7 separate regions of the Homo sapiens genome follow, and all the other regions are linked to region 4. Evidence: chromatin loops called from intact Hi-C (ENCODE). Cell type or tissue: dorsolateral prefrontal cortex. All regions are shown on one strand.

Region 1 (4,000 bases), 210 kb after region 4:
AGGCCCCTGTGCTGGAGCTCCCTCCCGGGTGAGACCCTGTCACATCCCATCACACCAGCCGGCGCACACGCCCCAAGTGCACATGGGGACAGACGCTCTCGCCACAGAAATACCTCCCAACCAGCAGGAAGTGGGAGGATGTTCAACACCTCCTGTGAGCCTTTTGTTTTTTTCTAGGAGTCAGTCTCCACCAGTTCTGGGGCTGTTGCTGTCCTTGTGCTGGAGCCAGAGGGGAGAGAGTCACAGGAGAAAGAGGAGAAGCAAGGATGCTGTTGTCAGCTAGCTAGCTGCCACATCCAGTCTATTTCCTGACTGGGCAGAGGGGACTTCAAGAGAGTATGCCCTGATGTAAAAGCTCTGGTTTCCTACTGCCAGAGAAATCTCAGGATGTTTAAATACACTTGAATGAAAATGAACTGAAAGAAAGGACTCAGGGAACATTTAACTGAATTGTTGAGAAATGAACATGCGTGCTGGATTGATCCCTAAATGCAGCAATGGATCAGCAGCTTCTCCTCTCTGTGTCATAAGTCAGAACTGAGCGGCTGCAAGGGAAAGGAGAAAAACAAGAAGGCCTGGCCAAACTGCACCATAAGATGAGTGGGGAGCATTGAGGGCAAGCCCTGGCTTCTCCTCAAAGTTCATAAGACAAGCCCACTCTTACTGAAGATCTTCTGAACACACTGCCAAGACTTTTTCCTGCCTGGTACAAACAGCCTCCAAAAGGCTTCAAACTCCCATTCCACATCTGCCCAAATCCTTCTTCCTCTGGGCAACCACCCCGGGGGTGGGAGGTTGGGTGGGACGGAGGTTAAAGACAGGTTTGGAGATATAGCCCAGTACATAGATGGTACAGGAAAAAGCTTCCTAGTCTTAGAGGTAGAGGCATCCTTCAGAGGGACCCGCTGAAGTCCCTTCCTGCAGTAAAACTTCATTCCCTGTTAAATGCCAATTTAGGATTCCAGGTGCCAGACAAGTCACAGGCCAGGCCTTCTTAGGTATAACTTACTCCTTCTGCTGTGGGTGTTGGAATTGTGAGCCCAGCTTTGGCAAAATATCCTTAGATTTTCCCAAAGTTTGCAAAATCAGGCAATGCCCCTTTGGCCTTTTCCTCACTCCTGTCCCTCTCTCCAGTGGCTGCCGGGACTGGGGAAACTGTTTTTTAAATCTGGATTAAAGGTTGGAGGGTTGGGGGCCTGACCTGTTTCATCTTATACCTGGAGTTAAGCTTCTAAAAGAAGGGTGCATCTAAAAGAAGGGTCTTTCCAATGGTCTAATTAACACTTATCACCAAAATCGCATTTTTAATTAGCCCTTGGTGTCAATAGGGGAAACAGAAGAGCTTCTTGGAAATCTAGCTTTTCATTAATCAATCAATAAATAAGTTACATAAGAGGTATGAAAGAGAACCAAGGAGGCATGGTGGTTTCTGGGCTGAGTTTCTAATCTAGGGGCTTTTTTGCTTCCAAAGGGAGCCCGTGAGCCGGCCACTTCTGCTAAGCCACAGGGGAGGGAGGGCAGACCCAGCCGCCAACCCTGGCGCCTTTATCTGTGCACTGCGAGCGAGCGGAGCGTGCTCCCGCCTCTTCCCTGAAGAAAAGAAAGGATCACACACAAAAATAAGTCACTAGGGCCCCAGCTGGGCGACGCGGGCTGCCACCGCCGCCGCCTGAGTCCCTTTGCAGGCAAGAAAGGAGCCGGCTCAGCGGAGCGCACACCCGGGAGGCACCGCGGCTCCCAGTGCTCGGGCGCCCCCTCCCCGCCCGCGCCCTAGCCCGCCGCCCGCAGCTAACCGGAGCGTGGGAGAGCGAGAGCCAGGGGAACCGCAGGCCTGGCCTAGTTGCCCCCGGCTTGGCTCGGATCCGATCCACCTACACCACCCCCACCAACACATACACACGTATGGACAGACAGGCACAGCAAAGAGGCACAGACCGACACAAGCACAGCAGATACTCGCAGACATGCAGACAGACACACATACAGACTTACAGACGCACATCCATATACACAGATCACAGAAGCTCAGATCACAGACGAGGAAGCACGCCTCCACAGAGGGACCCGCGCAGACAGGTACTGGACCTACATTCGGAGACAGACGTAGCTAGAAAACAGAGGCGCAGACAGAAAACACACGCGCTCATAGATACACCTAAAGACTAGCACACAGAGAGGAGGACACACAGACCGAAAACACAGAGACGCCTACAGAAGGATCCACAAATAGCGGTATTCAGACACAAGAACCTGGAGAGGGCGTTCACAGACACCCATGCCAACAGCAAACACAGAGGGACCCAGACGCGGGGATACACCCAGAGACACAATCACGCAGAGGGGAACCCACAGAGACACGCAAACAAGACAGTCAGAAACACAAGAACAAGCACAGGAGGTGGCACAGCCTCAGGCACGTACGCCCAGAGGGACACACACCCACTCCGGATAGGGGCGTGCGCAGTGTCGCTGGAGGCCGGGAAAGTGCGCCCCCGAGCTCGCAGAGCAGCCTCGGAGCACTGCGCCGGGCGCCCAGCCCCGCATCTGCTGGGGAAGAGTTTCCCAGCGCATCTGTGAACAAGGGCCCGCCGGCCGTCATCGCGCACGGGTGGCTATGCGTCCGCTCGCCCGGTATCTATGCTGCGGCCGGGTGGCTTGAGAGGCCCTGGCCCTCGGTCAGAGTCCCGCAGCAGAGGTGTGGCCCCCGAGCCTCTCAATGAGGGGCCGGCCCTCTCCCCAACGGCAGTCCCCACCCTGCTCTGGACCCCGGAGCTCAGCACAGAGCATCCCCAAGTCCTCTCCTCCTTGCCCACCCAGTTGCACCGCAAACTTTCCCAGGCCGGTCCCGCCGCCGGGCAGTCCAGCCAGACCCGACCTGGGGGAGGCAGCATAGGGGGTTCCTACCTGCGCCCACACCGGCTTCGCGGAGCCGCCTCCTCCAGCCGGTCTCGCACTGCACTCCGGCCCGCGCTTCTCAGCCGCGGCCGCTGCCGCTGCAGCCGCTCCTTGCCCTCCCGTTACCCGGGAAACCGCCTCCTCCTCCCTCCCGCCAGCCAACCAGTGCAGTTCACATGGCGCCTCGCTGCCAATCGGCGGCCTCGCCACCCCGGTCCCCTTCCAGGGTCCCGAGCCCTTTCCCAGGCTAGGGGACCAGAGAAAGAGAGAGGGTCTCTCCGGAGCTGCTGCTATTCAATGGCAGACCTGCCAGGCAGAGACATGCCAATCATGCCTGCTAACGCCCTTCTTCTGTGGGACAGACGCACCTGACACTTTAAGGAAGACCTGCATCGTTGGACAACCTGAGTCAGAAGATGCCTCCGGGCACCTGGTTCAACCTCTCACTAAATCCAGGAATCCCCTGGACAGGATCCCATCAGGGAGCTGTCCAGCCTGTGTCCAAACACCTCTCTGGATGGAGCTCTCTGAAGCTCCCAAGACGGTGCTTATTGCCTTCCTGATTGTAGAGCTCTGGTTGACAGCAAGCTCTTTCCAACACTGAACTGAAATCTGCCTCCATGTCAAGACCCGTTTGTGATTCTTGGACACGCAGAACAAGGATCCCTGGGCCAACTAACAGCCAGACCTTCTGTAACCTAGAGGGCAACACATCCTATCCCCAAGGTTACCCATCTCCGGACAGTTATTCATTCTTCTTAGCTTACCCAGGGCCATTTTGGAATCTGGGAGGCTTGTGCTCCCCATGTCCCTTATCTCTCTTTCATGGAGTGGCCTAGTACGTAAGTGCCCACATGAGAGGATATCAGGAACCCAGTACTGCAAATAAGACTTGAACTTCTGAAAAAATGTTCTCTCCTCTCCTAAGTTAAGGTCAGGTCCAAAGAGTAAAAGGGGAGGCCAGGCATGTCTGGAGAGGCACTACCGTGGACATTTCTCTCTTTCCACTCCGCCTCCGATCCTATCATCCAATCAAAACTTGCCCCACCACACAGGGTGCCCAAGGTGAGAAAGCAAGAAGTCCTATTGGTCTTGGCAGGAGAGA
Region 2 (4,000 bases), 230 kb after region 4:
CCAGTTCAAATGTCACCACCTCTATGACCACTCTCCTAGAGTCAAATTTAATCACACTGCTTCCCCATTCATGTCAAGAACATGCCCCTATTTCAGTGGTTCTCAAAATGTAGTCTCTGGACCAACAGGATTTGCTGCAAGTAGAACTTGTCAGAAATGCAAATTCTTGAATCCCAACCCAGAGTTACTTCAATATTAGAATTACTGAGGGTGGGGCCAGCAGTCTATGTTTTAACAAATCCTGCAGCTTTCATACAAAAGTTGAAAAGCACTGCTCTATTTTAACACATCTCATTAGAGCCACATATATAGGTTTGAGAAAATTTTTATTCCGGGAGGACCTACAGGGCCAGGACTGGATGCTGTTGAGAGTTTGTCACACAGTGTCACACAGTAGGTGCTTAGTTGGCTTTGAAAGTGCTTTTTTCCCCCAGCAATTGCCTGGCAACCATGGCTTAGTGACGTTAGCAATGACAGCCAGACTGAGGTTGGAGGCATGGGCCTTTTGCATCCTTTGCAGCAGGCTTCCTCCTCTTGTCTTGTACCTGGCTTGTTGAAAAAAAGTTTGTGATTTTTCCTTCATTTATTTCACAAAAATTTATTGAGTGCCTACCAGAGACCAGACACCACTAAATATGAGAATACAATGACAAGTAAAATGCCCACTCTATCCTCATGGGGCTAGCACAGGAGACACATACTCGTCAAATAAAAAAGGCCAACTCAAAGTGGCATTTACATTTATTAGCTTATTTAATTGTCACAAGTAACCCTAAAAGTGAGTAGTGGTGTCGTCTCCTGTCTACCAATGAGGAAGTGAATAAAGAAAGGTGAAATACCTTGCCCAAGTTCACGCAGTTTGCACATGACAGAGCTGAAGTTTCAACCCTGCAGGCATTTGTTCCTGCTCTTAATCACTACACAATGCTGCCTTAAAATAATTACACAACAAAATTATAAACATTGATAATCACTTTGAAAAACAGTACATAAGAGCACATGACAGGGAAACCTTATGTAGTCAGTGAGGGGAGAGGGTGCAGTCAGAGAAATACCCTGGAAGAGGCCACATCTGAGCTGGAACCTGAAGGATAAGCAAGAGTTAACTTGCCAATCAGTGAGTCAAGGCAAGGGTGGGTACAGATGAGGCCTCTCCCCAAAGAGGAATAGCACTTGTAAAAGCCTTGAGAAGGAGGCCTGGGGGAAGTTGCCAGTGGCCACAGCACTGGGTTGAGGGTGGAAGAGGATGTGGATAGAGGCTGAAGGTATGGGCGGTGTCAGACTGCCATGACAACAGTCCTTATCCTTGGCCCACTTTTCCAAAGCAGTGTTGGCAAACCAAGGGTTCCACATGGATGGATGGCTCCACTGTGTGTGAAAATGTGGCTGAAGTGCAGGAAAATCTCATCATTCATCCACTCAGTCATTCAGAGATATTGATTGTGTGCCTACCATGTGCCAAGAGCTGTTGTAGGTATCGGGGACACAGCCCCATTCTCCTGGAGCATATCCAAAGCAGGCCTGGGGAGAGAGGACTCTCTGACAACTGACATTTGCATTCCTTCATCAGCACTGAGCCTGGGCTGTGGGCTGGGTACTGTGTTAGGTGTTCTATTGGATGGTCTGGTTTGCATTTTAAAAAGAAATTGAAGGCACATTCCAAAATCACAACTATACCTCCTAGTGGCTAAAATGGACATCTCTTAATAATTTCAACAACCACTTATAGCTCAGGATTTGAAACATTCCTGAAGAAGCAGGCATTAGATAAATCATTTTGGACTGTTCCATAAAGTGAACTTTGCTAATAGAATCTAGGGTAATGAAATGAATGTCTCCAGACCTGTAATTCATTCTGCATAACATTTACACACTCCACTCTGCTGAAATCTTGTCAAATGACTTCAGTCAGCAAAGCTCAGCCTGAAGAGGAGGTGGAGAACTAGCACAAATTTGTTCAAAAATGCCTTCCAGAAAGCATTTTCAAAAGCTGTCTTCATTGCTTCTTGTTTTTTTCTTTTTTCTTTTTATTTTAAGTTCGGGGGTACATGTGCAGGTTTGTTATGTAGGTAAACTTGTGTCATGGGGTTCTGCTATACAGATTATTTCATCACCCAGGTATTAAGCCTGATATCCATTAGTTATTTTTCTTGATCCTGTCCTTCCTTCCACCCTCCACCCTCAGGTAGGCCTCAGTGTCTGTTGTTCCCCTCTATGTGTCCATGTGTTCTCATTATTTAGCTCCCACTTATAAGTGAGAACATGTGGTATTTGGTTTTCGGTTTTTGCATTAGTTTGCTAAGGAAAATGGCCTCCAGCTCCATCCATGTACCTGCAAAGGACATGTTCTCATTCATTTTTATGGCTGTATAGTATTCCATGGTATATATGTAGCACATTTTCTTTATCCAGTCTACCACTGATGGGCATTTAAGTTGATTCCATGTCTTTGCTATTGTGAATAGTGCTGCGACGCGTGCATGTGTCTTTATGATAGAATTATTTATATTCCCAGTAATAGGATTGATAGGCTTAATGGTGTTCTGTTTTTAGGTCTTTGAGGAATTGCCATTCTGTTTTCCACAATTGTTGAACTAATTTACACTTGCACCCACAGTGTATAAATGTTCCTTTTCCTCCACAACCTCCCCAGCACCTGTTATTTTTTGACTATCGTATAATAGCCATTCTGACTGGCGTGAGATGGTATCTCATTGTGGTTTTGATTTGCATTTCTTTAATGATCAGTGGTGCTGAGCTTTTTTTCATATGCTTGTTGGCCGCATGTATGTCTTCTTTTGAAAGGTGTCTGTTCATGCCTTTTGCTCACTTTTTAACAGGTTTATTTGTTTTTTATTTCTTATAGATTTGTTTAAGTTCCTTATAGATGCTGGATATTAAACCAGATGCATAGTTTGAAAATATTTTCTCCTATTCTGTAGGTTGTCTGTTTACTCTGTTGTTAGTTTCTTTTGCTGTGCAGAAACTCTTTAGTTTAATTAGATCCCATTTGTCAATTTCTGCTTTGTTGCATTTGCTTCTGGCATCTGTCATGAAACCTTTGCCTGTTCTCATGTCCAGAATGGTATTGCCTAGGTTGTCTTCCAGGGTTCTTGTAGTTTTGGGTTTTACATTTAAGTCTTTAATCCATCTTAATTTGAATTTTGCATATGGTGTAAGAAAATGGTCCAGATTCAATCTCCTGCACATGGCTAGTCAGTTATCTCAGAACCATTTATTGAATAAGGAGTCCTTTCTCCATTACTTGTTTTTGTCATCTTTGTCAAAGATAAATGGTTGAGTGTGGGCAGCCTTATTTCTGGGCTCCCTATTCTCTTCCAATTGTCTGTGTGTCTGTTTTTGTACCAGTACCATGCTGTTTTGGTTACTGTAGCCCTGCAGTATAATTTGAAGTCAGGTAATATGTTGTCTCTAGCTTTGTTCTTTTTGCTTAGGATTGCCTTGGTTATTGGGGCTCTTTTTTGGTTCCATATGAAGTTTAAAAGAGTTTTTTCTAGTTCTGTGAAGAATGTCATTGATAGTTTTACAGGATTAGTATTGAATTTGTAAGTTGCTTTCGGCAGTCTGGCCATTTTAACAATATTGGTTCTTCGTATCCATGAGCATTGCAATGTTTATCCATTTGTTTGACATCTCTGACTTCTTTTAGCAGTGTTTTGTAGTTATGGAAGAGATCTTTCGCCTCCTTGGTTAGCTGTATTCCCAGGTATTTTATTCTTTTGTGGCAATTGTGAATGAGATTTTGTTCCTGATTTGGCTATCGGCTTGATAGCTGTTGGTGTATAGGAATGCTACTGATTTTTGTACATTTATTTTGTATTCTGGAGATGTCACTGAAGTTATCAGCTTAAGGAGCTTTTGGGCTGAAAGTATGGGGTTTTCTATTTATAGAGCCATGTCATTTGCAAACAGGGATACTTTGACTTCCTCTCTTCCTATTTGGATGCCCTTTATTTCTTTCTCTTGCCTGATTGCTCTG
Region 3 (4,000 bases), 78 kb after region 4:
TCAATAAATCCTTGCTGATAAACTGTTTCAATGCACAAAATATAATAAATAATGCAAACAAAATCAGTGCAGCTCCCTGCCTTCTAGGAGGTTTTGGTGTAATGTAAGTGGCAAAAATTGCAGAAAACAGAGAACAGCAGAGTTGGACATAAAAGGCCCATAAATATGACAGGTTTTATAGGGTTTGCATTTTTTTCTTAGCAATACCCTCATCAATGCTTATCTGTCAGCTTTGCTAGAGAGCTGCCTGAGAACCTGACTTTACCTTGGGAAGGGTTTGGATAGTCTTATCCAAAAAAATCATTTCGCTTGACCCAAGACTGGCCATATTTATCTCCTTGTGACCAGGTGTGGGGGCAAAGGACCCCTTGGGAATGCAATATGATGGAGGGTGGGGCTGTGATAACCCCTCTCCTTTAAGCCTCCCACCTGACACCTGAGGGGGCCATGAAGAGGAGAGGGAGAGTGGAGGGTGGGAGAAGGAAACCACATAGGAAGGTGGTAGAAACTGGGGCTGCTGGTCCAGGGCAAGATGCCCTGACCCAGGGCTAAGTACCGGGAGGACCATCCTGGGCACTGAGCTTTCATGCTGGCAGGAATTTGGACATCACCTTTTGATTCCCCAAGTCTAAGCAAGAGAACACTAGTGTCCCAAGAGGCTCCATGAAATAGGCTTTCCTAGTAAATTCATTTGGGAAACAGATGCACATCAGCTTGGAAAGTCCTGCACACAGCGATTGACTTGTTCTGTCTAACATGTGCTTCCCGGTGTATTGGATCATGGATCCTATCATGTTCCACAGAGCTAATGTTACTCAGAACATAGTTCAGGGGGAAAAACTGCCCCCCACCTTTTTTTACATGTGAGGGTAGTGGCATCAAAGTGGAAGAGAGTGCAGGAATGGCTGCTTAGGATCAGATCAGTTGGTAAAAAACTGAAATCAGGATCCAGGCCTAGAGGTTCTAGCAGTAGCCCAGTGGTTGGCAATACAAATACCCATAGGAGTAAGGCAGGCTGGCTATAGGGGAAAAAAAAAAGTCTCTTGATGGTCTAGCTTGCATTATCTTACATCTTAATAATGTTGGGGGTTTAGAGAACTATTTTTGACTGTAAGAGAAACAATAGTGTAAGAATGGGCCGGGTGCAGTGGCTCACGCCTGTAATCCCAGCACTTTGGGAGGCCGAGGCAGGTGGATCACAAGGTCAAGAGATCGAGACCATCCTGGCCAACATGGTGAAACCCCGTCTCTACTAAAAATACAAAAATTAGCTGGACATGGTGGCGCGTGCCTGTAGTCCCAGCTACTCGGGAGGCTGAGGCAGGAGAACTGCTTGAACCCAGGAGGCGGAGGTTACAGTGAGCCAAGATCCCGCCGCTGCACTCCAGCCTAGTGAGTAGAGTAAGACTCTGTCTCAAAAAAAAAGAATGGCATGCTCTTAAGGGCAACTGACACTCGACTTCAGGCAGAAAGGTCATGGTGAAGACTGAGGCTAACAGGAATGCCTGGAGCCAAGGGGCAGCCACTTCGTGGCTCTTACCATATGAACATGCACGACAAAAGTTGTTGGTTCTTCTGATTTCTCAAGAAAGGCAGGACAGACCGATTTTTATGGCACATCTCCTGAACAACTATTTTTTTCAGGCTGACTTTTATCTGCACGTCCTCATTTTCTCTGTGGGACATTTTCCTCTCCATGGATGGCCAAGCACTAGGCACTCTCTGGCAGTGGTAGGCAGAACCAGGCAGGTCAGCAGGAGGTGGAGATTCCCTTCCTAGTTTGCTTTGCCTCCAGGGATTCCCCAGAGAGATAAATTGGGACAGCAGCGGCTCCACAAACAGCAGTGTTCAACATAAATATTGCCAGGTTTGAGCTAATGTGATACCAGCCTGTAATCCAAACAAAATAGACCATTGTCCTGTGATTATTTCTCCCCTGGACAAAAGCCTCTGAACACTTGGCCTCCCATTTTTTTAAACTCTCTATTTATGGGCCATGTTAATTTAATTCAGCAGCTCCGCCTTCCATGTGGCTCAAAGGCAGCAGTATTTGCATTTCATGATTTCAAAGCCTTTCTGGTCTGCTGGGCTTCACTGAAAAGAAAGGCTTTGTCCTCTTCATTCTGAGAAACAAGAGGACAGAAAAACCACCCAAATCCTTTGACGTAACACAAAACATGCCCAGCAGCTACACACGCCGTTGCTCATATATCAGAAAGAGAGACTCAATCCCAGAACACCTGGAATGGTCCGGAATCATCTGTCCTTAGCCTTCCGGCTTTCCCCAGATGCAGGCTGTGACCAGGGAGTGGAGAGACCTCCCCTTCTCTGTGGCTGCTGACCCAAGGCCCAGTGGAAAGTTGTCTAAGCAGCTGGCTGGGCATCCTGAATGAGACAGTTGTTCATTTGACCAACTCATTCCCCACCACCCACCACCACTAATGGAGTACTGGGCACCAGGCTGGCAGCTTTGTAAAGCTTACCGCGTCTCAGCCTTGCAGCAGATGAGACGGGGCTTGTGACTGCCACTTCACAGATGGGGAAACTGAGGTGTAGAGAGGCAGAGTGATTTGCCTGAGGTCTCAAGACCTCCTGGAAATAAAAATAAAGGATTCTCTTTGGACAGCAAAGCTGGCTTTTTTCATCGGTTCTCTGGAGATGACTTTGATTTTTAGTCCTGTGAGCAATAATGGATTTCTATTTTTCTTTTTTAATATAGATTTTTTAACTGTGCAAATAATCCATGAATATATTGTTTTTATACAGCATTACAGATAAGGCTTGCAGCTCTATAGATCACCCTCATCCACTCCTTCACTCCATTGCTACACTTAAAAGCCTCACATGCTCTCCTGTCCTCTCCAAAGGCAGCTGCTAGCATCAGCGCCCACAGTAGCCTTCTTTTGTTTCCTGTTTATAAACCATACATTTTCTATGGCTACACATACGTGTATTGTTTGATGCTTTCTAATAAAATTGTATCATAGTGTACACATCTTTCACACTTTCCTTATTACAGTCAACATTTGGAGAATACAGAATGCAGCAGATCAAGAACTTTCTCAGTCTTTCTAACATGCCCCAAAATACAGCCTCACTATGGTTCATTTAGCGTCTCATTGTTTTCACTCTCACAAACGATGCCACTGGGCTGGCCTTGCATTGCTTCTTTGGACACATTTACAAGTATTTCTTCAGAGCTGACATGAGAAGTGGGATGGCTGCAGGCAAAAAGGACTGCTGGTTCTCATACCCTTCTACTTCTTCCATAGGCTAGAACCCCAATTTCTTAGTTTGGGTTCCCTGAAATTATTTCTGGCACAGAGCAATGAAGACCAGTTTATGGGACAGTGCTCTAGAGAGGGCTATGTGTAAGGAAATGTCCAGGACTAAAAAGAAGGAATAGTGGGCCTGCAGGCCCCAGCGGACCTGATGAGGACCCCTGGAGCTAGAACGACCCTTCAGAGTTGTCTCAAATTCAGCCAAGGAGGTCATAACCTTTTATGTCAGCATAAGGCAATTCTTGGCAAAAATGGTCTCCTCCGGGAAGCTTGAAACTTCGGGCAAGTATAATCTTGGGTGAGACAATTCTTTGTGGCTCTGAGGAATAATCAGAAAGGGACAGAGTTATGTACTATCAGTCATCAGTGCTCTCAGCAGCTGGGGGATAGGCCTATCAGTCCTTAAGAGGGGACCTGGGTGAGGCACCACAGCATCCCATGCACCCACTTCCAGTGTGACAGCCAGAAGAGCAACTCCATTTCCAAGCCTCCCTCACAGCTATATGCATGACACTGGGTTCTGATTGACAGAACATGGGCAGAAAGGTGAAAAACTTCCAGGTTGTACCTTAAAGGGAAGGGGTGTGATCCCAAATCATTTCGCTTTTGCAGGAAAGGAAAGTGAACTTCAGTGTCATTTAAACCAATTTTACTTGGAGTTTCTCTGGAAAAGAAAACCTGAAAGTATATGCTGACTTACGAATTATGAGGTCATTGGA
Region 4 (4,000 bases):
CACCATGGGAGCAGAGGAATTCACTATTGCTGAGAAATTCACTATTGTTCCTTGGTGGTGGCATCTTCTTGGGGTCTTCAGGACATACAAACCCCACACCCTCAGAGAATGCTAGAAAGAAGGAGTCACATTTTCAACCTAGAGTCCCCGAACCTTTAGTACCTGGGAAGGCAAAAATCTGGGAAGGCAAAAATGTGAGCAATGTTTACTTCCAAAACAGCTAATAAAACTTGAACATTGACCTTCAATAAGGCCTCCCCATGTAAAACTCATACGGGTTGGAGTTCACTGCTGCTTGTTGTTTCTTATGAGTACACAGTGATTGGAGTGGATGCTGTGGTGAGCTGCCCAGAGCCCCCCCCAGGTCTGGGAGTGTTGGCTGCTGTTGGTTTATGGCTAGTTCGTCCCCAGGAATTGCACTGGATGAAAGAGCTGCCTTGCCCAAGGTGATAGACCTTGCCTGATTCATGTGGGAGTGCACAGACCTGGCCTGCTTTCCCCAGTGGGGATCACTCTGCAGCTCTTCCCAGCCCCAGACCTACCTGGGGACCAGCTGAGGCCTTTGTCGTGCATGTTTCATGGTTCCACCTCTCCCTCTGCCAGCTTCTGCTTCCCCACCTCATTGATGGCATTACCAGGACATGCCCCAATTTCCTGTACATTGATCCCTGTCTCAGAATCTGTTTATCGGGGAACCCAATCTAAGATAGTCACATATCTTGTTTACTCAAAACTGAAAAGGAATAAATTATTACAACATACATACATGGGTAGATAAGATTTTTTTTTTTTTTTTGCAAAACATGGTATGTATGAGATAGAAACCCCATTTTTAAAAAATTTATTTATCTTTAATTTTTTTTTTCGGAGTTTCGCTCTTGTTGCCCAGGCTGAAGTGCAATGACGCGATCTCAGCTCACTGCAACCTCCTCCTCCCGGGTTCAAGTGATTCTCCTGCCTCAGCCTCCCGAGTAGCCACCACGCCTGGCTAATTTTGTATTTTTAGTAGAGACGGGGTTTCTCCATGTTGGTCAGGCTGGTCTCGAACTCCCGACCTCAGGTGATCTGCCCGCCTCGGCCTCCCAAAGTGGATAGAAAACCATTTTTAAGAAATGTCCTTGCTGGCAAAAACACCACCACCATAAACAACCATCTAATTCATCCTTACCTACTCCCTCATTTTATAGACGAGAAACAGAACCCTGGAGGACAAGTGGCCTGAAAGTCACAAAGCCCACAAACAGCAGAGCTAGAACACAAAGCCAGACCAGCAGTGTTTCCATTCCTTGAGGCGCCTCTACTAGCTTTGGGTTCAGGGCAACGCATTTTCTAACAAAAGCCTACCCCATGAGTGGGGAGGAGCTGGGCAATGGAGCCTGGTGTCTCCCCCAGAGGGTTAGACACTTCCTGCTCTCTAACATCCAGAGACAAATCACAAACTGTAAGGTTGGCCTAGTGTGGGCATTGGCATCAGACAGCCCAAACTCAATCCTGGCTCTGCTATTGGCTAGCTGTGTGGCCTTAGCACAGTTGATTTACCTCTCTGAGCCACACTCTCCTCATTTCTCAAATTAAAATTCTAAATTCTAATTATCAGAGTTGCTTTCTGAATAAAGTAAATGCCTGCACGTAGATGTCATAGCACGATTTCAGGCCCTTAGAAGACTCTAACCCAGCATTAGTTCCCTCTGGCCACCTTTATTTTGTGTTGCCTCCTGGCTTAGAGCGCAGAATTTCAAAAACAAAAAAGGAGAGAGAGCTCCCACAACTTTTCAGTATGAAATGCTCTGTCCCCTTCTCTGATTGCTAGGGGAACAGAAAGCAGCCTCTTTTTCTACTGGGCGTGAAGCCCTTTGAGTCCACCCAAACTCGCCAGCAGAGGGCAGCACAATTCTGCTAAAAGCCCACGAGGGGTTTGCCACCCATTCTGGGCCTCCACCATCTGATGACTACCCGGCTGGCACAGAGAGGCTGGTGCTGCCTCTGTACCTCTCCTCAGTCTGGGTCCCTGGAGCCCTGGCAGCTGTGGTGTGTCTCCCCAGAAAGGGAATGGCCAGACCTGCTCTGCAGCAGCAAAGGCTGGATTCAATCTCGGCAATGCCAAGGCATATTTGCATGTGCTCTTCTGTTAAATACATCAGTTTGTTACAAACAATCCTTCCCAGAGGTGAAGATGCAAACCAGCCTGAGGCCACCCGCAGCCCAAGCTCCCATTTCCTAGGCATTGAAAATCAGCTGGTCAGTGCCTTCCCTGGCTCATCCTGGGGTGATGGGGAGGGGAGAGAGGTGTGTGTGTGTGGTCTGCATTACTGTATATTGGTGCTCAGATGAAGGCTCTGAGGCCTGGGTGGGTATCCCCAAGAGGGAGGATGAACTAAAGCAGGGGTAGGCCCCCATATCTCTCTTACTCCTTCCAAAATGAGCTGGGAAGAACCCCAGGAACAGAATCCGCACATTTCCCCTGACTTCAGAGAGCCCTGCTCAAGACGATGAAATTAACAAGTGAGAAGCCCAAGATTAGGGGTGGGGCTGTTGACCTCCTGTATCTCTGTCTCTAGATTTCCAGGAATTTTGGGGCTTTCTAGACAAAGGTTCTGGCTTGAAGGTCCATCTGGGCTGGAGATGGGGCTATGCATTGAAAGAATGCTGCCCTCCCAAGAGTCCTTCTGAGCCCGGCTCTTGCAAGGGAACAGGAATGCCTCTCCTCACCAAGGGACATTTTCCTGCACAAATGTATCCATGGAGAGCATGTTACACAGCCATGCTGAGACTGGAGGCAAGGCTGCAAAACCTGCCTTCCTTTTCACTCCGCAATTGCAGAGGACAAGAAAAAGAATTTCAGCTTACGCGTTCCTTTCCCTGCCTTGAGAAGGATGGTCTCAGCACTCCCATCCAGCTCCCCCCCTTCCCCCCCACACACACTCACACACACTCTCTCACAATGCAATGTTAACGCTAAAGAAGTAAGCAAATTCCTTGGTGGGTGGAACTGCTGCCCAGGAAACAGCCCCTCGGAGAGAGCTACTTTAAGGCAGAAAATCCTCACAGCACGCTGGCCAATGAATGCTGTTCAGCTCTTTTACACTACAGCGCTGAAATAATCTTTTTTTCACTTTCTCTCCAAAATGCCTATAATGTCTGTGAGGCTGAATAATTTATGGTCCTACCGTCCTTCATGTCACAGAGTGGTTCCGCTTAATGTTGTTCCATGGCCTTGTGACAAATGGAGTTTTTCTTGTGTTCTTTGACCCAAATGGGATTCAGGCTGGGGAGCTTCTGCTCGGTCTGGGTGGGATGGGAGAAAAGTGAGGAGGAGGGGAGAGGGTGGCTCCTGTGCCCGTGGCCACAGGGCCCAGCAGGACAGGCCCTGGGCTCCATGCCCCTGAGCCCCGATGGAACAACCCCTGGGTTTCTGGGAATTGATTCAGAGAAGTGTAGAGAGGCAGAGTGGGGAGGCTGAACACTCAATGACTGTAAACTGTGAATTCCCTGCAGACGCCTCACACGCCTCCCCTCTGGTGTCTCCATCTGTCCACGGATTCCCAGTGACTCCAGCTCTTGCTCTTCCCAGCCCCAGGCACCGCAAAGAGGCAAATGAAAGCCAAAAGGCAATGAGCCCTTTCCCCCGCCCCTCCCTGCCACCTACACCCCAAGAGGCTCTGTCCTGTCTCCCAAACTGACCAGTCTTGCTGCCTTCTCCAGGGGCCCAGGCCACCCCAGTCTCAGCCCTGGGCATCCATAGAGCACAGGCCTCATCAATAATTCACTGCCTCCCCCGTCCTCCTCAGACAAAGGGAAGGGAGCCTGCAGGCCTCAGAAGCCCCAAGACCCCAGGGTTGCAGTCAGGGAGCTAATGTCCTCTTGAAAGGAGAGGAGATGTGGAGAAAGAGAGAGAGAGAGAGAGAGAGAGAAGAGGAGAGGAGAGGAGAAGGAGGGGAAGGAGCAGAGTAAAGAGGAAAGAAAGGCTAGGAAAAGGAAGGCAAATAAATCCCATCCAGGA
Region 5 (4,000 bases), 480 kb after region 4:
TCAAGTAGCAAGGAGTGCACAATCAATATTCATTGAAGAAATGGATGAGTGAATCCATGAATGAATAACATAGGCCCTGCTCTCAGGGAGCTTTCAGCCTAGAGGAGCAGAGGAGACAGGTGCAGCAGCTACAGAGTTCAGATGAGGGGAGTGCCCTAGGACCTGGGTTATACCCCAAAACGGGAGCCTTCTGGGGCCTAACAGGTAAAGGGGACTACAGAAGGCAAAGAGGAGAGAGGAGTGCAGAGCACAGAGGCCTGCGGAGCATGGGCTTGGAGGCTGAGTAGGTTAGCACTTGAGAGGGATGTGAGAAACGGCTCACACTGTTCGGATCCTTATATTCTGGAACACATCCTGCCCCGACAAGTCCTTCCCTTCACTCTCTCAAAGCATAACTCCAAACTGTGCAGTTATCTGTGGATTGGGGTAAGCTTGGCTCCCCCACACTGATTTTCTAAATTTGGGCTGGACACAGGAGCTGGTTTGACACAGAGGCCCCACAGGTCTCCTCCATCCAACAAGCAAAGCCTGGGACCAGCCCAACCTTCAGGGAGTCGCCCTCAGCCTCCTGAGCTATAGGCCTTCACTGCACCCAAGTCTTCACTGACGCAGACCTCCACACTATGCCCTCCTCCCTGGCTGCCCAACCCTCCACCGTGGGGTCAGACACACCCTGCCCACCCCTGGCAGCTGGTCCCTACAGCCTCTCCCTGGCCCGCCCTGGCCAAACACTGGCAGAGGGAAGCCTGGGAAAACCAGACAGGCAGGACTTGCCAGATGGCAGCCAGGCCTGAAGGAACCTGGGGAGAAGAGGGTGACGTGAAGGTCACTGGGGCTCCCTGAAAGTCAGAAAGACATGGAGATCAGTTGTTGTTACTGAGACGTAATGGGCAGTAAGACTTACTCTTTTGTTTCCCAACAAATGACAGAATTATACCAGAAGTAATAACCCTTTCCATCTCTATAGGGCTATCGAGTCTCCAGCCCATGTTCACATGAGGTATCCGCTCTAACAGAGGAGCAGGAACAGAAGGGAACCTGGGGCGTACCTCCCTCCATCGCATAGCAGCAGGTGCAGGCACCGTGTCTTTGCCCAGTGCTTCCATCTGCTGTCCTCAGGCTATTGCCCTGCCCCAAAGCCTAACGTGGCAGACACGTGCTGAGCAGTTTCAGCTGGCCTTGGGGATTGGGATTTTAGGAGCAAGCTTCAGAAACCCTGTGGAAGACTGGGAAAGTCGGTGAAATAATAAAGATGGTCCTGACGATGACAGAGGGCACATTCTGATGTCACACGGCTTTAAGCATGTGCTAAGCACTCACATGTGCACCTTGAATACCTCACAACAGCCATCTTACTGATGGGGAAGCCAAGGACTGACTAGTAAGGTTAAGCAACATGACAGTAAGATTAAATTAGTAGTCCTAACCTGGATTCACAGACTTAGTAGATCGGGATTTGAGACCAGCATTTCAGTGGTTGATTAATAGACACTCGCAGGAGCTGCTGTACATGCTGCCATCCATGAATGCTCAGGTTGCAAAAATTACATGGGTCCCCTTCATTGCTCTACTTTAAATTGGGATGGATAATCTTGGCTACTCGGGAGGCTGGGGTGGGAGGACGGCTTGAGCCCGGGAGTTTGGAGATGCGAGCTATGATCCTGCCACTCCACTTCAGCCTGGGTGCAGGGGGAAACTTTGTCAAAAAAAAAAAAAAAAAAAAAAATAGAAAGGAAAAGAAAAGAAAATTGGCGTGGGTAAGTAGACAGTGAGTAGAGACCGGTTCCCAAACTTCACAGGGCATTCGTCTCACTTGGATTCATCTTCCTGTTCCCTCCCTCTGTCCTCACCCTCCCTCCCTATTCCCTCTTGCGCGCAGGCACACACACCACGCACAAACACACATCGGCTTGAGATCCCAAACTTTTTCCAGCAATGTCATTGACATGGGCCCCCTGCTGGCCAGTCAAGGGTTACCGCATACTAACAAAGCAATGATCCTTGACTACCACCTAGTGACGTAATGTGGTAACATTACATTTCTTTTCTATCCCTTCACAATCTGATGTGGTATTAAATATTTCGGCAACCGGAAGCCAAAATGTTAAGAGCTTGCTCTTTGTGCTCCCTGCTTCAGAATCCCTTAAAAAATTCCTCATTAAAGTATATAACAGTAAAATTTTGATGAAGTTGAAACTCTAAATTTAACTCAAAACTTGGCAGTGAAATTTGAATTAGAATAACAGGGGTACTATTTATCAAGCATCTATCAGCTAGGCATTGTACCAGTTGCTTTATATTGCTTAATTTACAATTTAATTTGATACTTCTATGAGGCATATCTTATATGTATTTAACAGATTTCAAAATTGGGGCTCTGAGAGAGAAAATAGCTTATTCAATATCAAACAGTTATTATGCAGAAGACTCAGGACTAACCAATACCGTCATTTATGAAGCATGCAAAAGTTAACCAAATGACTCTCAAAACACCCTTGGAGAACTACAGGATTAGTCCTATTTTAGGAATGAGGAATAGAGATCCAGGAAAGTTAAGGAGCTTCTTAAAGTTCACACAATGAGTATTGCAAAAAGTTAAGTGTCAGACTTCACTCCTCAGGAAGTGGAGTCTTTGCTGTGCTGCTCCTTGCCCCCCAGGGCCAAGACAACAGTTGTGCTCTGACATTTTAGGGTCCTCGCTGCCATTGTACCTGGCCTCACAGAGTCTAAAATATACCCCACCATCTCCAAGGTCTAGAGTCACCACATGGTTCCTCATCCCTGACACCTGAGTTGCCACCAAGCCCTATTGGCTCAGGGTCCTGAATTGCAGCCATATTCTGCTCCCCAGGCCCAAACCTCCAGAGCACTCCTTCTTCTCCTGAGTCAGACCAGTTCTTTGCCCTGGCCCCTAGAAGTAGAATTGCAGCTACAACCCAGCCCCTGAGCCCAAACTGCTAAAGGTGCCTCAGAGTCCCAGATCACGGCTCTCTGGACAACCTACATCCAATAAACACAGAGAGCAAACCTGCACCACAAGATCCAGGTGCCACAATAGGTTTGTGATACACTGAGCCTAGGACCCCAACCCCACAAATGCTCTAAGCACCTTCACCTGGAACCTAGTACCACTGCAGCTGCATGTAGGCCATGTCCGACCTGATACCGAGAAGGATTTTCTCAGCTAAGTCTCCACACTGTGGGGGAAATAAGAATAAGAGGACCCCAAAAGCCCTCGCTCATGAAGACTTTAACAACCTCCACCACTACTGCCACCGCCACAAACTTCTACAACCTAAGTCATTGAGGCACCCACAGTTATTCAGTGAGCCAACAAATGAGGAAGCTGCATAGAGATTATATCACTCAACTTACCCAAAAACAGAGTTGTCCTCACCAACCAGCACACCAAGACCAAACTGCAGGTGAAAGTCTTTCTCTGCAAAGATGATTCTAGAAAGTTTGGAAGAGGTAAATGTTCCATCAGATGCACAGATACAAGAAACATCATGCAGAGACAGAAGAAACATAAACAAGCAAGGAAATACGACACCACTAAAGGAATACAATAACCCTCTAGTAACAGACTCTGCTAAAAATGAAATTTAAAAATTTCTGGAAAAGGAGTTCAAAATAATGATTTTAAGGAAACTCAATGAGATACAAAAAATACAGATAGACAATTTAACAAAATCAGGAAAACAATTCATGATATGAATGAGAAATTTAACAGAAGGTGGATTTTTTAAAAAAATAAACAAACCCTGAAGCTGAAGAATTCAATGAATAAAATAAATAATACAATAGAGAGATTCAACAATAGACTTGATCAAGCAGAAGAAAGAACTCTAAATTCAAAGACAGATCATTTGAAATTATCCAGTCTGAGAAAAAAAAAAGAATGAAAAATAGTGAAGAAAGCCTATAAGACTTATGGGACACCATTAAGTGAACAAATATTCATAGTGTGGCGCTGGAAACACTGGATATCCACATGCAG
Region 6 (4,000 bases), 390 kb after region 4:
AAAAGTGACACTCAAGACCAAATAAATTTATCTCTAATGGTGTAATTGTGGCTCTCCTGTGAGCATCTAGAAAAATATTCTTTGATCATTTTAACAAAATCATTCAAAGAAACAACCCTCTTGATTCAGAGATTCCAAATAAAAGTATTTCCCTATATATTAGATACATGTTTGCAGAAAGACACTATTAAAGGTACATAGGGCAAGATCCTTTGTGAAAGAATCACATCATAATTTCTTTATGAAATCCTGATCGACACACGACTCAAAATATATACGTTCAGTTCTCAAAAATACGTTCAGTTTCATAATGCAATGATCCTGCACGCTGAGCTGACTGAATTTTCGGCTCCTATTTTGATTAACTTACAAAACAAATGGCAGGGGAATCATTGGATCACCACTCTCCAAGTAAAGTGAATTACACCCTATCACCTCACATAGAAGCTGAAGACACTCCTTGCTTTGGTGCTCTTGCCTGTGTGGTTCACTGACCTAAAATGTCCCCTACTTCCTCTCATTTTCTTCTAAAACCACACTTTTAGGGTATCCAAGTCTTAACTGCGATTAAAACCTAACTTATATTTTCCCTCCTTCCTTGCAATCTTTTCTGATTCCCTGGAGAGAATCATACTCTCCCTTCCCTGAATTTAAGAATGCTTTATCTAAGGCACTCAGATGTGGACTATAGTTTATAGACACACAGCCTTCCCAGTAAGCTGGTAACACTTTTGCAGTTAAGTCTCTCAATATGGAGCTAAAATTTGCCTTTCTATAACTTCAACCAACTGATTTTCATTCATTAGATCCTTTAGATCTGCACAGTAGCTGTCTTTTAGATCTAACCTACATAAGCTTATCCCCTCATTGGTTCAATACATTTTTACTGAGTGCCCATTCTACATAGTGCATTGGCTTCCAAATGATAGACTTCCAAACACTTGAAATTGGAAGACAGTGATCATACCTCCAAGATAAACAGCAACACTGTCCTTATATAACATTTTCCTGGTCATGTTCCTCTGTTCATGCTCCCATTTGTCATTCTCTCTTTTAAAAGGATATAATTCAAAACAGAGCAAACACCAGTGTAGAGGACAGAGAAGCTGCTGTTGTCTTTTGCTTGGACACTCAAATCCTTGTAATACTATGTGAGAATATACTTGCTTTCTTGACAGCTGCATCACTAGCCACACTGAGCATTTAGTCACAGCGCCTCGTTCCTTTGCACTTGACCAGAAGCTATGTCATAGCTCACCATAACATGCACTTGTATAACTGATTTTCTGAAACTCAGTATGGGACTTTACATGTATTTATCCCTCTTAAACTTAACTCAGTTAGTTACAGCCAATATCACAAATGTAATATTCAGTGATTCACCATTTCTCTCCTGAGTTTGAATTTTACCTTCAAACTCATCAATAAGGTTCCATTTTATTGTATTCAATCCCCCCTCGCACAAGCCAGACATTACTTGCTGAACTTATAAAAGGTACCAAAAGAAACTGATCATCTGAGAAGCCAACCTAGAATTGCCCTTGAAATTAGTTTAAACATGCAGCCTTCCACATCAATTTTATTCATAAGAATAATTAATAATAAAATATTAGGTATATTTATAGAATGCCAATTTTGCCATGGGGACTGTGGTGAGCACTTTATAGTAATCCTTGCAGCCACACCATGAGCTTGTTTCTGTTATCTCCAATTTACAGAAAAACTAAGGCTTGGTGAAATTATGTACCTTGCCCCAATGGTGCATAACTAGTCTGAAAAGAGCTAAAACTCAAAATCGTTTTGTCTTCTTCCATAGTGCCCCAGAATGTCTTCCCCTAATAGGCCAGTATCTGCGGAAGCAGATGCCCTTATTCAATCCAGACGGCAGCCTGAGACAAAGCTAGCCTAAAACCCAGGGCGGCATCTCAGTTCATCCACAAGGCAGTTCCAAGATTTAAAATTTAGTTTGAAGAACATTATTCTGATGGTGAAGTATGCCACCTACTGACTTATATGCCCTCACAAGTAGCAGGTTCATATGGTTGCCTAGAACAAAGGGCTTTAGGTTGTACAAGCAAATAAAATCATCCATCTTGTTGATTCCAACATCTTAAGATTCTGTCTAGCTATGGAAATCAGTTCTCTTTTGTTAATTTTAATCACGGCCCATTTAATTCTTCCACGACCCACTAACGAATAGCAGTCTGAGATTAAAACAAAAACAAACAAAAAAAACTCATCCAAGAAATAGGTTTATTACTTAAGGATCAGGGCCCAGGACCAAGTCCAGCTTAGGGGTGTGTTATTCTCTTAGTGTTGGCCGAGTCCTGTCACCTAGAAATGGGGAGAGGGGTTACTTGGGTTGTAACCATTTATGACTTTGATTCTACAAATTTGAAATAATTCAATATTTGTGCAAAATCTGACATGTTTCTCAAATTTTAAAAATTTATCAAAAAACACATTTTTAAAACTGTTTTATTCCACTGCCATATGGATTGGTAAACAAAAATATCAGCTAACTTTCCTTCCTCAGTGTCATGTCAATTACCCTAGAATTTATGAGCGTTAGGTCTTCTGCAAGTGATTTTGTTGTATCCTGTGCTGTTATTTGATGCACTCATGACTACTTATAAAATCATGTATTTTTCTATCATAATAATAATATCATCCAAGCCTTCATTAAGTGGTGGTAATAAGGCTAGTGCTTAAAAAACTGCCACCAAATCAGTAATTATGAGACAAAGAAGAGATAATAAAATCTTTTGAAAAAAGCCAAATGGCCCCAATGTATGCTGTGCCATTCATTTAAAGAAATCTGAAAAATTAAATTAGAGATAATGCTCAGAAATAAAAAGGAGCATAAAGGAAAAACATGCTATAATGGATGTGGACATATGTACTTTGAGAACTCCTATGGCCATCTCATTTCACATTTATTCCTATGGAAAAAATATTCTTGAATTCAGTTTATGCATGTCTCCCATAAACATTCTGTTCTTTCTTTTCGGAAATGCTATTACCAGAAAGAGAAGTAATGTGGAAGTTTAAATGAACACACTGAAAGGTATATTTCTATCTACAACATTCCTTCTTCTCCTACTCCATAAGCAAAGCAAGGCCATCAGGGCTTCCCAGGGTCCTTGGAAGGGGAGAAGGGAGTCTGGCAAGAGGTGGGAAGATTGAAAATGCCTTCCACCTACCTGAAGTCACAAATGGTTAGAGCCCAAGTAACCCCTCTCCCCATTTCTAGGTGACAGGACTTGGCCAACACTAAGAGAACAACACACCCCTAAGCTGGACTTGGTCCTGGGCCCTGATCCTTAAGTAATAAACCTATTCCTTGGATGAGTTTTTTTGTTTGTTTGTTTTTGTTTTAATCTCAGGCTGCTATTCATTAGTGAGTCATGAAAGAATTAAATGGGCCATGATTAAAATTTTTTAAAAAGGAAATGGGATGAAATAACACCATAGAGTAAAGCATATATTAGGAGTACAGTCTTTGTTTTACATATATGTTGAGTGGCAAAGTAAATTTATTTTCACCGTGGATTGAGAATCATTGCCTTAGATAATATCACTAACACTTACCGTTACTGAGGAAGCCATATTTTCCCCAATATCCCTTTCATGCAGTCCGTCTTAGTACTCAGAAAATGTATTAATTAACTGTAACTGCTGACCAAATTATGAGAACCATCTGACCTTGAAGGAATCTCAAGACAATCCAACAAATTATGGTACAAGTAAAACAATAATACATTCTACTGTTCCCCTCCTATGAGTAATAAATACTAGATACTTACTGTTTCCATAATGTACTCTGAGACTACTTTTAGAATCAAGTAGATTTTCAACATTAAACGTCTTCATCCAGAACCATTAAATGAATGCAAATATAAGTTGCATTCCCTGGGCCTTTTCCAATACCTAAATTCCTAACAATAACATTACTCTTTTAAAGGCAAAATGAGATACACATCAAAATTGATGCTTAAAG
Region 7 (4,000 bases), 240 kb after region 4:
ATTCATTCTGTAAATGTGCCAGGTATTGTTCTGGGAATTAAGGAACTTGCAGTGAACAAAACATGAAATCCCTCATGTTGTCAAGCTCCCATTCTAGAGAAGGAGACAAACAATGAAAACCTAAGTAAAGGACGGTGTTAGATAGTAATAAGCGCAGTTGAGAAAAATGTATCCAGAAAGATAGGAGAAATTTTTTTCTCCTTGATGCTTTAAAGTATTTTCTAACAATTTTTTTTAAGAGATGGGGTCTTGCTAGCTGTCTAGGCTGGAGTACAGTGACGCAATCATAGTTCACTGTAACCTCAAACTCCTGGGCTCAAGGGATCCTCCCGCCTCAGCTTCCTTGAGTAGCTCAGGTGTGTGCCACTGCAACTGGCCCAGAAAATATTACATGTAGGATCAGAAAATATACATACTTTTTAGAGAAAAAAAGCAATACCAAAAAAGTGATTACATTAAGAAATGAAGTTGGTTCACAACTTGGACCTAAGCTGGGATATGAACATGTGACTCTTTTGGTAGACTGATGTCCTACTGCCAGATGAGGGAAACAGACATTGGCTAAAGAAGGCAGGGCCCTGGTCTGCAGTGACCCAAAAGATAAGGCATTTAGTGAGGCAGCAGCCTGAGTCCCAGATCCAGGCTTGGATTGAGGAATGTGGCGTTAGTGGAGTTCTCAGAATCAGGACAGTACTGACAGCAAGATGTCCCTGGTGCCAGTATCCCCAAGCCCATCCCAAAAGTTTCAAATATGCTTGGATGTGCTTCCCTAAATAAGGCAAGGATTGATCTCTGAGCCCAGGGTGGAGCTGAGGCTGCAGGAGGTGAGGGGCGTTCTAATGTGACCTTCCAACGTGACATAACTCTCACAGTAGGCAGATAAATCAATGACTTCCACAGTGAGTACTTGAAAGTTCCATACAAGTTTCTGTTATCTTTCTTTTTGCCTTTTTCTGGGGCTGTTCGAGCCCAGCTACCTTACCCCGGCTCTGCTGAGGATGGTGCATGGACCTGTGAGCCAGTGAATTGGCTAAATCTGTCAGGAGACCCGTGGCCATCAGGAGACAGCAGTCTGTACCAGAAGGACCGTTTGCCTTCCCTTGGGTCCGGGACACTCCCCAAGGATATTCTAACTCCAGGTGCACCTTTCTGCCTCCTTCCTGGAAGGGCACCATAACACAGAGGGCAGGACAGGCAAGAGTCTAAAATGTGGCTTGGCCCTCCCTTAGTCACGTGATCATGGGCAAGGTATTTAACCACTCTGGGACCCTGTTTTCTCATCTGTAAACTGGGGGTTTCCCCACCTCAAGTAGTCTTTGAGAGAATGAAAAGAAAGCACCTTGGCAGAGGGCCTGGCACCCTACAGGGGCTGGGTAATTGTAACTGTTGCTGTTAACATTATTATCTTCCTTCCTGTTCTCAGAGCAGCCTGGCATCCAGCACAGGCTTTTCTCCACCTGAACCCCAAAGAACTCCCTCAGACCTTTCTTGCTGTGGCCTTGGACCACACCACTTGTGTGGACAATAGTCTCAAGAGTGAGTCCACAAGGATTCGGTTTTGAGGGAAGAAGAAGAAGATTGGAAGTTTTCCTAGGTCTGGGTCAGCCCAAGCCAACCAATTCTTCTCTGCTCTCTGCTGCCCCCTCTTGGTTCCAAGCCTGAAGAGCCAGTTGCCCACTCGTCCATAGTGTTACACCTCCTGTGGAAATGAGGATGAAAGAGGAGAAATTGTAAGCAGTTTAAAGAAGAAAATAAGCAAACAAAAAACTGGAGATTTATAGACATGCCTGCCTTGCCCTGCCATTGGGACACTAATGGCTCAGGTGCCCCTGTGATCTGAGGCTTTACAAAAAAATGGAAACCAGGCTTTGCCTTTTACCCATTTGGGTGGGGGCGGGTCCTTACCGTATCTCTAAAGAAAATGAATTAGAGAAAATTCTACAAAACCTGGCAGGAGGGTTACCGTTTCCCCCATTCTTAGGCCTATGTCAGGCATTACCAAACAATTACTTCATTTTTTTTCCTGCTGAATGCAGACCCAGCCTCAGAATCTTTCTCAATACAGCTGTACTCCGAGCAGCCAGTCCTAGTCATTGGTCAGAGTTGGTGCACAAGAGCTGAGGGCTGCAGCCAGAGAGAAGATGAGGATCAAAGCTTCCTGCTGTGTGCCTGCTCTTATGTCAGCTTTCTCCAGGTGACCTGGATACTTCATCGCTGCAACAGGGTAGCACCGGGCTTCGGTTCTCAAAATGTACAATCGTCCCTCGGTATCCACAGGATTCCAGGGCTCCCTGCAGAAACCCAAATCTGTGGATGCTCAACTCCCTTATATAAAATGACATACTATTTGCATATAACCTATGCATATGCTCTCATGTGCGTTAAATCATCTCTAGATTATTTATAATATCTAATACAATGTAAATGCTACATAAATAGTTGTTATATTGTTATTGGCTTTTATTTGTATTATTATTGTTCTTTTCCTTCAAATAGTTTCAATCCTTGGTTGGTTGAATCCGAGGGTGCAGAACCTGTGAATATGAAGGGTTGACTGTATTAGCAATTTTATTTAGAAAATCTGTAAATAAGGTATCACTAAATTGGGACTTCAATGCATCACTGAGCCACAGGGTGTGTTGGTATTTTACTGAGGGAGCTGAAAAGATTGCTGGTAGGCGGGAATATTGCCCAGGCTGAGTCACCTAGGAATGGCAAATAGGTGCGTACTTGGATGATATTAAGTGATGTATTTTCCTCCAGTATCTCTTAAAGCTGCTAAACTGGACCATGAAGCACCTGTTGCCTCCTGATTGGGTGATTACAGCAGAACAGAGGAGAGCTGTACAGCCAAACCCTTGGAATTTAAGGTTGCAAACCTTTCCAGACTCTTGAGCTACAAGACCTGGGCTTTTGAGCTTCAGTTGCCTGAGTCCTGCAAGCAGCCTGGGGATGAAGTTGATGCTGTAAACAACAGACCTGGAAGAAACCGTGACCAGTCTGAACCACTCCTTACCACTCCCCACGAAATAAGAACTGCAGGTGCTGTTGCGAGAGGAGGAGGAACAAGCAAATCAATGATCTCCAATGCAGGGAGGCCCCTGAGGAGGAGGCCTGCACACTGTTCACTCCCCCAACCCCTGGTCCAGCCAGGCCCCGGGGCAGGATAAGTTAGGCATTTGAGAGCAGATGAGACTGAGGCTCACTTCCTGGGTAAAGCCTGGGCATGTGACAAGTCTGACTGAAGTTTCCCTCCCAGAACCCAGCAGAGAAAGGAAAGTTAAGTAGAAATGGTTGCAAGAAATGTAACCTGTATTTTTGTATAACAGCAGGGAGAAATCTAATCTCAGACAATTTAATACGATATTATTCAGTCCGGTGTTTCACTATCTCTCCTCTCTTGTGGTGGTCATTTTGTTTTATTCTGTTTGAGGTTGCCAAGGCATGGAGGAGGGAGGGGGAATCTGTTCTTGATCATCACCTGTCCCCTTGTCATTCACAGAGCTGTCCTGGACTGTCTGGTCTCCAGGCATTAGTTCACACGAAGGGCTGCTCTAGTCACCTTGACCCATGGCCTGCTGAGTCTCCGTTTCCTAATCCACAAGACCACATTCTATTGCTTTTCGTGCTTTGTGAGGGCATGGGAGGGCCCTGGGAGACTTCTACTTATTGCTAACTTGCAGTGTTAGCTTAGGCTAATTACATAATTAGATAAGTTCTCCATAACTCAGTCTCCTCATCTGTAAAATGAGTATAATAATAGTACTTAGCTCACAGGGCTGCTATGAGGATTAAACAAGTTAACACATGTTAAGTGTCTAAAACATTACAAATGTGTCAGTTCATATTATTATTTGCTACTACTAATAAAGGGGCAAATGTAAAAATGGCTCTATATACAAACATGAAATACTTAATATTTATCACAGGCATTCTGATGTGCCTTCCTGGATAGGAGAAACAAGGAGAAGTTACAGCCAGGGCTTTAGGAACAGCACAC

What was found. Peaks named below come from ENCODE experiments on the same cell type or tissue, not always from the same donor. Only the 100,000 strongest peaks of a DNase experiment are listed, where the experiment ranks them.
Region 1: it touches region 4 in a loop (8-fold over the local background); 5 of 110 quality-filtered maps call a loop at or near these places.
Region 2: it touches region 4 in a loop (5-fold over the local background); 88 of 110 quality-filtered maps call a loop at or near these places.
Region 3: it touches region 4 in a loop (4-fold over the local background); 4 of 110 quality-filtered maps call a loop at or near these places.
Region 5: it touches region 4 in a loop (13-fold over the local background); 94 of 110 quality-filtered maps call a loop at or near these places.
Region 6: it touches region 4 in a loop (2.8-fold over the local background); 29 of 110 quality-filtered maps call a loop at or near these places.
Region 7: it touches region 4 in a loop (7-fold over the local background); 92 of 110 quality-filtered maps call a loop at or near these places.

What each region holds. Positions count from the first base shown.
Region 1 is chr11:19,344,216-19,348,215 of GRCh38, reverse strand. It overlaps a transcript of NAV2 not described here. Among named protein-coding and RNA genes, the nearest start is that of E2F8, 110 kb to the right of the region's middle. RefSeq lists a silencer at 1,764-1,833 and an enhancer at 2,844-2,923. In dorsolateral prefrontal cortex, a CTCF peak has its summit at 1,715; DNase peaks (open chromatin) are centred at 1,735, 2,445 and 3,035; H3K4me3 peaks cover 2,491 bases; H3K27ac peaks cover 901 bases.
Region 2 is chr11:19,324,324-19,328,323 of GRCh38, reverse strand. No RefSeq gene overlaps it. Among named protein-coding and RNA genes, the nearest start is that of E2F8, 85 kb to the right of the region's middle. RefSeq lists an enhancer at 1,143-1,292. In dorsolateral prefrontal cortex, a CTCF peak has its summit at 1,677; no DNase peak of the experiment used is centred here.
Region 3 is chr11:19,473,409-19,477,408 of GRCh38, reverse strand. It overlaps a transcript of NAV2 not described here. Among named protein-coding and RNA genes, the nearest start is that of NAV2-AS5, 32 kb to the left of the region's middle. In dorsolateral prefrontal cortex, no CTCF peak of the experiment used is centred here; DNase peaks (open chromatin) are centred at 1,769 and 2,368; H3K4me3 peaks cover 1,243 bases; H3K27ac peaks cover 2,797 bases.
Region 4 is chr11:19,551,809-19,555,808 of GRCh38, reverse strand. It overlaps a transcript of NAV2 not described here. Among named protein-coding and RNA genes, the nearest start is that of MIR4486, 22 kb to the left of the region's middle. RefSeq lists an enhancer at 1,990-2,039. In dorsolateral prefrontal cortex, CTCF peaks have their summits at 1,673 and 1,878 (motif pointing right); DNase peaks (open chromatin) are centred at 1,908 and 3,533; H3K4me3 peaks cover 346 bases; H3K27ac peaks cover 1,568 bases.
Region 5 is chr11:19,069,347-19,073,346 of GRCh38, reverse strand. No RefSeq gene overlaps it. Among named protein-coding and RNA genes, the nearest start is that of MRGPRX2, 11 kb to the right of the region's middle. In dorsolateral prefrontal cortex, CTCF peaks have their summits at 1,763 and 1,993 (motif pointing left); a DNase peak (open chromatin) is centred at 1,946.
Region 6 is chr11:19,159,046-19,163,045 of GRCh38, reverse strand. All of the region lies in intron 10 of ZDHHC13 (zDHHC palmitoyltransferase 13), which reads right to left. Among named protein-coding and RNA genes, the nearest start is that of CSRP3-AS1, 36 kb to the left of the region's middle. In dorsolateral prefrontal cortex, a CTCF peak has its summit at 2,002; no DNase peak of the experiment used is centred here.
Region 7 is chr11:19,309,166-19,313,165 of GRCh38, reverse strand. CSRP3-AS1 (CSRP3 and E2F8 antisense RNA 1) reads right to left here. Exons shown (of 6, transcript NR_183675.1): 6 at 1-2,534. Among named protein-coding and RNA genes, the nearest start is that of E2F8, 70 kb to the right of the region's middle. In dorsolateral prefrontal cortex, CTCF peaks have their summits at 1,430 and 1,635 (motif pointing left); a DNase peak (open chromatin) is centred at 1,635.